Linked DNA regions of Homo sapiens: region 1 is linked to region 2. A link is an interaction called in ENCODE POLR2A ChIA-PET data of the cell type or tissue named here. Cell type or tissue: Caco-2. All regions are shown on one strand. Links, peaks and the distances in the headings refer to the core of each region. The heading gives the core; the rest is flanking DNA. Region 1 overlaps PITX1 (paired like homeodomain 1). Region 2 overlaps PITX1-AS1 (PITX1 antisense RNA 1).

The links. ChIA-PET counts read pairs that join two places held together with the same protein. Peaks named below come from ENCODE experiments on the same cell type or tissue, not always from the same donor. Only the 100,000 strongest peaks of a DNase experiment are listed, where the experiment ranks them.
Region 1: POLR2A ChIA-PET joins it to region 2 with 7 read pairs; 4 of 35 experiments call an interaction of 5 or more read pairs at or near these places.

The regions. Positions count from the first base shown.
Region 1 is chr5:135,023,656-135,028,033 of GRCh38, reverse strand. It overlaps PITX1 (paired like homeodomain 1), which reads left to right. Exons shown (of 3, transcript NM_002653.5): 3 at 1-300. Among named protein-coding and RNA genes, the nearest start is that of PITX1-AS1, 7.4 kb to the left of the region's middle. RefSeq lists enhancers at 303-988, 1,098-1,687, 1,900-3,099 and a silencer at 2,480-2,939. In Caco-2, for the core only: no CTCF peak of the experiment used is centred there; DNase peaks (open chromatin) are centred at 1,811 and 2,593.
Region 2 is chr5:135,235,007-135,239,384 of GRCh38, reverse strand. All of the region lies in intron 3 of PITX1-AS1 (PITX1 antisense RNA 1), which reads right to left. LINC02900 (long intergenic non-protein coding RNA 2900) reads left to right here. Exons shown (of 4, transcript NR_037895.1): 3 at 81-232; 4 at 1,396-3,151. Among named protein-coding and RNA genes, the nearest start is that of LINC02900, 11 kb to the left of the region's middle. RefSeq lists an enhancer at 1-565. In Caco-2, for the core only: no CTCF peak of the experiment used is centred there; no DNase peak of the experiment used is centred there.

The sequences.
Region 1 (4,378 bases), core at 250-4,249, 210 kb after region 2:
TCTCAGAACACCCCAGCCTTGAGCTTAGCTGCAGGCCCAGGCCCTCTGCTCTGCTCCCGGGCTAGGAGGTGGCCCTCTGTCTGGGCGAACAGCCCCCTCCTCACCGCCCGCCGTGCAAGAGTCGAGCCGGCAGAGCAAGGGGCGCGGCCCCAGGGCCCTGCGCCCACTTTGCACACCCGCTCTCCGGCCCGCGCCCCTGTTTACAGCGTCCCTGTGTATGTTGGACTGACTGTAATAAATCTGTCTATATCGACTTGTCCATGTACGTCTATTAAAACCATAGTCCGAGCGTGCTAAGCACTGCTGAGCCCCGACTGCTTCATTGGGCTGAGGAGGGAGGCGGATAGAAAGGGAACTGTGGGTAGAAAGGGAACCGGGCCCCTTGGGTAGGAGCAGAGCGCCGAGGCAGCCCCCGCCGAGGTCTGCCTACCCCGCTTCCCCACCACCATTCTTGACCTGCTCAGCCTGGCTCCCATGAGGGCACCGTCCTGCGTTGCGAGCCTGTCCGGTGCGCACCCGCTAAGCTGTGCCTCTCGGCGTTGTCCGCGGGACGCCTTAGCGAGAACCCCCTCCCTCCGCGGCTGCGGGACTCTACGGGTTTCTTCCCAGGCCGGGTCTGCGGTGACCCTCGAGGCCCCAGGGTGCTATGGGGCCCTTGCCTGCCAGGAGCGTTCGGGCAGGGGCTGCTGAGAGCCTCTTTATGCCTGGGGTTGCCTTTTCTTCTGTGGGCCCAGCAACAGCCCCTCTTCTCTCCTCGGAGCCAGGGCCAGGCTATTCCAGGAGGACTGAGGGGGCTGGATCTATCAGAGTATAGCGAGGGCCTCCCGCTGCCTTTCTCCCTAATGCCCGCAACGTGCCGAGAGCCCACCGAGGGGCGTGCGGCTGTGCAGGAGAAAGTGTCCGTCACACAGGACTCACTTCTCACTTCCAATCCATCCCAACTTGTGGGGACTGCTGGCCGCCTCCGCCCTCCCCTGGCTTTTGGAAACTACTGAACAAGACCAGCCTGTAAACTGCCTGTAAAATTCTGCTTCCCTTAAGTAAGTCATTTCTAATGGCAAAACAAAATGTTTGCAGCTGCAGTGGGGGAGGAAGGAGGGGTTGATATTCTGCTTTAGAATCACCTTATGATGGGGGTTGGCACTGCCCTGGACCCAGGCAAGCCCTAGCTAGGAGTAGGGCACAGCCACAGGCCTAGTCACGAGCTGACAGCTGGAGAGCCCTGTGCACACATTCTCAAGCCAGGTCAACACAGCCTTTGAGGTCAGGAGTGTTGTCCCTATTTTACAGATGGAACCAAGGCTCTGTAGCTGGGCCAAGGTCACACTGAGCCAGTAGGTTTTTTAATTCCAAAGCCAGGCATCTTTCCACTGGTTTTCTCACCTTCAGATGAGGAATGAAGAGAGGTCCTCCCTGGAGGATGGTCAGCCTGATGCTGTGAGACCTGGAGTGTGGAGCTCTGAGATGGACAGGGCCAGATACACAGGCTAGTGGGGGTGGGGGTGGAATAGGGCAGGGTGTTGGAGCCAGACCACCCCTCCCCCAGCGGCTCCAGTCCAGAGCTCCGACCCCTCACTCTCTGGGAACATAAACACAACCACATCTGGACTCAGGGCCTCCCTCAGCCTCACGCATCTGCCAAGGCCAGAGGGCCCTGGTCTCAGCTGAGGGCAGGAGTCAGGGGAGACCTAGAAGGAGGCGGGCTGGAGGAAAGTGAAGAGCAAAAAGGAAGCCTGTCCCGAAAGTCAGGTCTAGCACCAGGTGCAAGGGGAGCCACACAGGGCTCAGGTGGAGATGCAGTGTATCTGTGGGGCCACAGGCCAAACAGCTGCAGACGGGTCGAAGGGCAGAAGTAGTCCCAGAATGACCCCGTCATCCATCAAGGACTGTGGCCAAGCAGGTGAGTGAAAGACCCAGCTGCAGGCCCCTCCCAGCTGTTCCCACCCATCTGTGGCTGGCAGAGACTACAGCATGCAGACCTTCCCCGCTGCTCCGGCTGCAGGGTCATCTCTGAAGGGGGCTAGAGACTGTAGGGGGCTCTGAAAGCCCAATCCTCTGGAAAAAAAAAAAAAAAGGCAGAATTCCTAGCCAGCTTTGCCTGAAGAAGACGGGGAGGAGACCGCCATTCATTCAACATTGACTGTGCCCCTGCTGTCAGTGCTAGGATGGAGCAGTGGAAACAGACGCAGCCCCCGCTCTGCTGGACAAGTAAATAGACGTGTGTAATTACAACCTAGGCTGAAAAACAACAGGATGCTGTGAGAGTAAAGGGGGTCTCACTTTAAACCAGGTGGTCAGGCAAGGCCCTTCTGGGGAGGTGGCTCCATCCCTATGTTCAGTACCAAGCTCCAATGCTGACTGAACCAACACAAGGCCCCAAGCCCCAAGCTAAGTGTACACTCCTCATTCATGAGCCCCTTTACCTGCACGCAGCCCTGTGAGGCTGGTATTGCTATTCTTTTATTAAAGTGAAATGCCCTGGTTCTCCTCTTGAGGTCCTATTCCCCGCTTTCTGCATTATTAGGACTTACCTGTCAAAATTTCTCAACAGGTCACTTTAGACGTCATTTGGGATTTTCCCAGCTCAGCTTTCCGTCCCCACCTCTGCAGGGTGTCCTGAATATGAGTCATGATTGACAGTCTTCCTGGCCACACCCCCACCCCACCCCAGGAACTATCCTAGATTCTGGGCCCTCGATCACCCAGCCTATTGTCCTGTGGTACAATCTCCCCACCAATCTTTTGTGGGCCAGGCCCTGGGAGAGGAACCAGACCCAATTCCTGCCACCTACCTGGCCTCTGGGGAGAGGCAGAGCCCAGTCAATACCCTAAGAGATGAGCAGGGACAGGACGCGGGGCAGGGGGCGAAGCAGGGGTACTCACCCCAGCATGCTCTTCTGGGGGCGCCCAGCACCATGGGGCAAGGATGCCTGGACACTTCTTTTTGTTTGCATATCATGTTATGAGTAGCTAACAGCAGGCTCTTCCTGAGCGCCAGGCCCCAGCAAGCTCCTCAGAGCAATTTCATGAGGGAGGGATTTGTTATCCTTATTTTTCACGGGAAGAAACTGAAGCTCAAAGGGAATCAGTAACTTGCCCAACATGGCACAGGCAGCTAATGAGGGGTAGAGGCAGCACCTGAACTCAGACCCTCTGACCAGGGCCTGCGCTCGCACCCACTGTGCTGTACATTACCCTTACATGAATCACATTTGTATTCAGGAGGGAAAGGAAATAAAAAATTAGAATTCTCTTCAAGAAGCTAGACTCAGCTGGGCTCCAGGACTGAGACTGAAAAGGCCCCAGGCCCTAGGATTTGCCCTCCTAAGCTCCGGGCTATGTGACAGCAGCAAAGCGTACAGGTATCAGGGACAGAGGAAGCCCTGGGGTAGGGGCAGACAGAGGCACAGAGCAGCTTTTTGGTGAAGAAAGGGCCCTGAATTCTCAATCACAAAATCCAAGCTCCCACGTCAGTCCGGATTACAAGTTTCCTGTTTCCGAGATGGGGAGACCCCCCCCAACCCTGAGGCCACCCCCCCAGCCCCTGCTGGTCCCTGCCTCCTTGCCTCTCCCATCAGGGGAACCCCACTCTTCACACTCCCACGTTGCTTTTGCAGGTTCCTGGGTCCTGCCTCCTGACTGGCTGGTACTGCCCAGGGCAGGTGTCTACCTCTACCTGTCAAGCAGCTGCAGAGCACTCACGAGAGAGGGCCACTGGAGCCCTGGCTGGAGGGGCTGCAATTCCATGAATCAGACCACTGCTGAGGAGCAGGTCAGGGTGCAGGAAGCTGCTTGTGGAGCAGGGAGGAGGCAGAGGGCAGGCTGGCCCTCACAGGGGATGAAAGCTGCTGTGGCTGGCTGAGGCATATGTCTCACTCTGTGCTGTCCCCCACTGCACTTGACATGTTTCATTTCTCTTATTAGCTTCATTTTATAAATGGGAAATGGGGAGCTCAAAGAGGTCATGTAACCTGTCCTAAGCTGTACCACACCACTTTAGGGACTCAATCCCTAGCCTGACTGCAGAGTCAATGGGCTGTGACTATAAGCACTGCCTCCCAGAGGCTGGCCCTGGCAGCTGAACAGGATCAGTGTAGTCAGACAGCCAGCATGGTGAACTGAGTCAAACAGGTATAGACAGCAACCCCTCAGAAGTGTCTGCACATAGTAGATGCTCAATAAATATTTGTTGAATAAAAGAATTGAGGCACTTTAGGAGGCTGAGGCGGGTGGATCACGAGGTCAGGAGATCGAGACCATTCTGGCTAACACGGTGAAACTCCGTCTCTACTAAAAATACAAAAAAAAAATATTAGCTGGGTGTGGTCACAGGTGCCTGTAGTCCCAGCTACTCAGCAGGCTGAGGCAGGAGAATGGC
Region 2 (4,378 bases), core at 227-4,226:
GCTCCATGGCTTGCACATTGCTGCGGAACAGCCCCCTTATTCAGAGAACGATAGCTTTCCTACCATCCCCCTCCTCGCAGGCTGGAGGGCTGGGGTCTGCCGTCACCTGCCTCTCAAGAAACCTGTGCCTCCAGCAGCCACCGGGATCCACTGGGACTGTGACCCTCCTGCCAAGAAGACCCAGGAAAAGCCTGCTGGCCACTGTCGATGAGAGGCAGGCTCCCACCTGCAGGTCAGTCTCAGGCAGGAAGTTGTGGGGAAGATCCTTTTAAGAGAAGATTAATTATTGCCAAAGGCTCTAGGGCACCTGGTAAATTGCATTCCTTCATCCAGTGAATATCTATTGGACATCCATCATGTGCCAGCTTCACCACACTAACCCATAGGGCCTCCTGGATAGCAAAGTGTGGACCTGGGAGAACACACAGAGGATGACAATAATCACCACCAACACCTACTGATGTACCCTTTAAGGCCCTTCACGTGGATTAGCTATTTAATCCTCACAACAATCCCTGAGCAAGTACAGCCGCTATCCCATTGCACAGATGAGGAAACTGAGGCACCTGCCCAAGGTCACCCAGCTGCTAAGCGGTGCTATGGCGATTTGGACTCAGGAGGCTGGCTCCAGGGCCTTTGCCCTTTATCACCTCTCCATCACCATTCTCATTATCATTACAACAAAAGCATTCAAACTCCCTGCTTCTCTGTCCCAGGCAGGAGTACCTGGCACCCAGGAAGTGGTATTCTTAGGGTAAATCCAGGGTCTGAGTCCAGAGCCCCCACCATTGGCCTCCCTGCGCTGCCTCTCAGTGGAGTTCAGACGAGTTATTTCATTTCTCAGCTTCTGTTTCCCTTACTTTCAAAAGGCAATAGTAATTACCCATAGGGTTCTTGAGGTAATTAAATGAAATAATGGATAATAAAGGGTTTGGCATGGTGTCTGCAAATAAGAACCTACTAAGTCGGCTGCTCTTTAATTTATAATTATTAATAACATTATTGCATTAATAGGTGATACATGAAATTCCAGCATATAGAATCCCTGATCAGGCCAAATCTGGGGGAAAAGAACCATATCCGTAACACTTTCATGATCATAACATTATTCTTTCCAACTTTGGGCTGATCAGGGTTTATAAGGGCTCCCATTTCACCTTTTACCAAAAGAAAATATCTTTCCTTTCCATCACGATCAACTGTCCAATGCTCTCCTTTTCTTCCATCCTTCTCCCTCCTCACATCCCCATTGTGACCCCAAGCATAAGCACCAGGGCCACCAGGTGTTAAGCAACAGAAGCTGCCACTATAAACAAGACGGGGAAAAAGAAACGCTTGCCACTTTTCAGGGATTTCAGCATCAAAACCCCCGATGAACTTGATCTTTTTTGGCAGGGTGTTCACTTTGTGGCTCCTTCCAATAAGTCAAGCAAGATGGAAACATTCGAGCGATGCAAGGCAGCGCTACTTGGGGAAAGAGACACTGGTATGCCACATCAGCGAGGACCACCAGGAAAGACGATTCCTTTCCAAATTCCAAGCCTCAACAAAAGCGACCACAGCAGTCCAGACTCCTGTCTCTAATCCCTACTTCCCCATGTGGACAAAGAGTGGGGCTCTTTTGGCCTGAGCTCATGGGGTTTCACATCAGCCCAGCAGGACAGAATGCATCCCTCCTGACAGCCAGGCACAGGCTGGGGACCAGAGAGACCCAGCTGGCTCCACAGGGCAGGGCTGACACAGAGCCAGGGGAGGGTTGTGGCGGCCCACACTGCATGTCTCTACAAGGTGAAGGAACTCCTTGTGTTGGCTGCTGAGCTGAGAGGTCACAGCTCTGCCTCACAGCACCCTGGCCAAGTTTTCCATGAAATCATCCAAAGCCAACAGGAGTTCCGGGAACCATCCATCTGGAGCTGCAGCTTCCTCCCTGGCTGTGGGGATCTTCAGATCCCTTGGGCCTGGGATAAGTCCACTCTCCACACATGTAGGGGAAACATGCCAGAGGGCCAGCCCTTGTTCCCAGACACGGCCCTGGCCCCTAGCAAGCCTGCTCAGACACAGGGGGATGGTTACAGCAGACCTACCTAGCTGGCTAATGTCTCCCTAGTAGCCAATTAATTGCAGCATTCACTGAGGGACTAGGCAGTCATGCAGAGGCCAAGCTCTAAAGGGCACCCACCCCAGCCTGTCCCCCAACAACCCAGACACACAGACCCACAGCTACATCCCTGTGCAAATGCCATAATCCCAGCTTGGCTGCACGAACATGCGCACCTCTCCCATCCATGGCAGCGGGCCCAAAGGGCAGGCAACAGGCAGAAAGCAGCTGGACACTAGGGGTAAGCTGAGGAAGACCAGCCCTCGGCCCCTTCCTCTCTACACAGAGTGGTGGGGAGACAAGGAGGAGCGAGGGATACTGACCCGGGCCTGAGGAACACCTGACCCAGCAGCACAGAACAGAGATGAGAAATGGGCCCCATTTCCATCCCCCAAATCCTTCAAGATGACCACTGAAGCTGCAAAAAATCAATTTTCTGCAGCTTCTTCGGAAGCCAGGATTTATTTTCTGTGTGTGCAGAGCTATTGGCTCAGCTGTTTCCCATCAGCTTCCTGCATGCTTCCAGGCAGAGCACAGCCCACTGCCTCCCTCTCCTTCTTCCTCCCGCAATGCTCAAACCCACACCCAAGGTAGACCCCTAGGAAAAGCAGAGGGTCTTGACTTGGGAAAATCAAGCCACGTGTCAGGAGTTCACCCCTGGATATCACCACCTCATGTTTCCAGAGTCCCCAGTCACTTGCAAAGGACCTCACACATGCCCCGGCTAGGAGACAAGGCTAAAGCCTGTGGAGTCAGAGGACGAGAGAGAGAGAGAGAGAGAGAGAGAAGGGGCAGGACAGAAGAGCCGCTGGACCCCAGATTCACAGGGCACAAATGCATTCTCTAGGTGGTAACATCAGAGCCACCACTTCTCAGTGTCAGTCCATATTTACTGAGTGCCGACTGCCCGGGACCCTGTGCCAGAGCTGCGCCCCAACCCCATCCATCCCGAGCTTCATGATAATAACATTATTCTTTCCAACTTTGGGCTGATCAGGGTTTATAAGGGCTCCCACTTCACTTTTTACCAAAAGAAAATATCTTTCCTTTGCATCACGATCAACTGTTCAATGTTCCCCTCCCACAGGGGTCCTCTTCCCTGACCTATGTAGTCAGGCCCCTGACAGTAGTGACCATGGACTGAGATGCATGGGCAACACCTGTCACACATACACGCAGTGGTGTTCAGCAAGGGACACTGCAGACCTAGTCAAACCCCTGGGGGCACCTTTAGTGAAGGCTTTGTGCCTCACTTTCTCTCCACAGTCATTCTTGGCAAATCCTGGCACGGTCTGCGTTTGCTCTCGATCAGTGCTCTCAAGGTGTGGTCCCTGGACCAGCAACATCAGCATCATCTGGGAACCTTGGTGAACTGCATTCTCATGCCCCACCCCAGGTCTCCTGAATCAGAAATCCTGGGGTGGAGCTCAGCAGTCTGTGTTTTAACAAGCCCTCTAGGTGATTCTGCTCAAGGTTGAGAACCACCGCTCTATGCGCCCATGTTGTGGGGGGAACAGGCTGCAGGTGGGGGGAGGGGTGCCCCCCGGCTCCTCCCTCTGCCCTCCCTCAGCCAAGGTGCTATGCCGACCTGTCAGCTCACAAGCCTGAGGGAAGCCTTCTGCCCCCCAGGCTTCTCCTCTGTCTGGATCTGGGGTCCTCCTAGGCCCCCACACTAGGCTAGCTACCCCACCTCTTGCTGCAGGCTCCCAAACCCCCATGTGCTGACGAATATAAAATCTTCATTCTCAGCATAATTGAAACATACAACATGCACTGATCACATGCCCGTCTCAGGGGTCTTTGCACTTCCTGCTTCCTAAGCTAAAACCCGCTTCCCCAACTGGTGTGCTCCACTCCCTTGCCTCACACAGGTCTCTGAGTAAATGTCACCTCTTCAGACAGGCCCACCCAGACCACCTCGCCTAAGGGGAATGCCTCTTTTGCTCCATCTTCTTACCCAGCTAACTTTTCCTTCATCTCCACCGAATATTTTGTTGTATATCTACTAATTTGTTTGTGGGGTTTTGGTTTGTTCAGGGTTCTTTTTGTTTTGGGGGCTATTTCCGCCTCTAGGTGGTAGACTCTACGAGGGCAGAGCTTTCTTCATCTTTACTCACTGCTGCATCCTCCCTGCCTAGAACATGCCTGTCACGGAGCAGGAGCTCAGGCAATATATCCCGGGTAAATGAATGGATATGTATATAGAAACAAAAATTAGTGCAATCCACTCCTTGTATTTATCACCCTTGAACACATAAAAGCCAAAGCAAATTTGGAAAT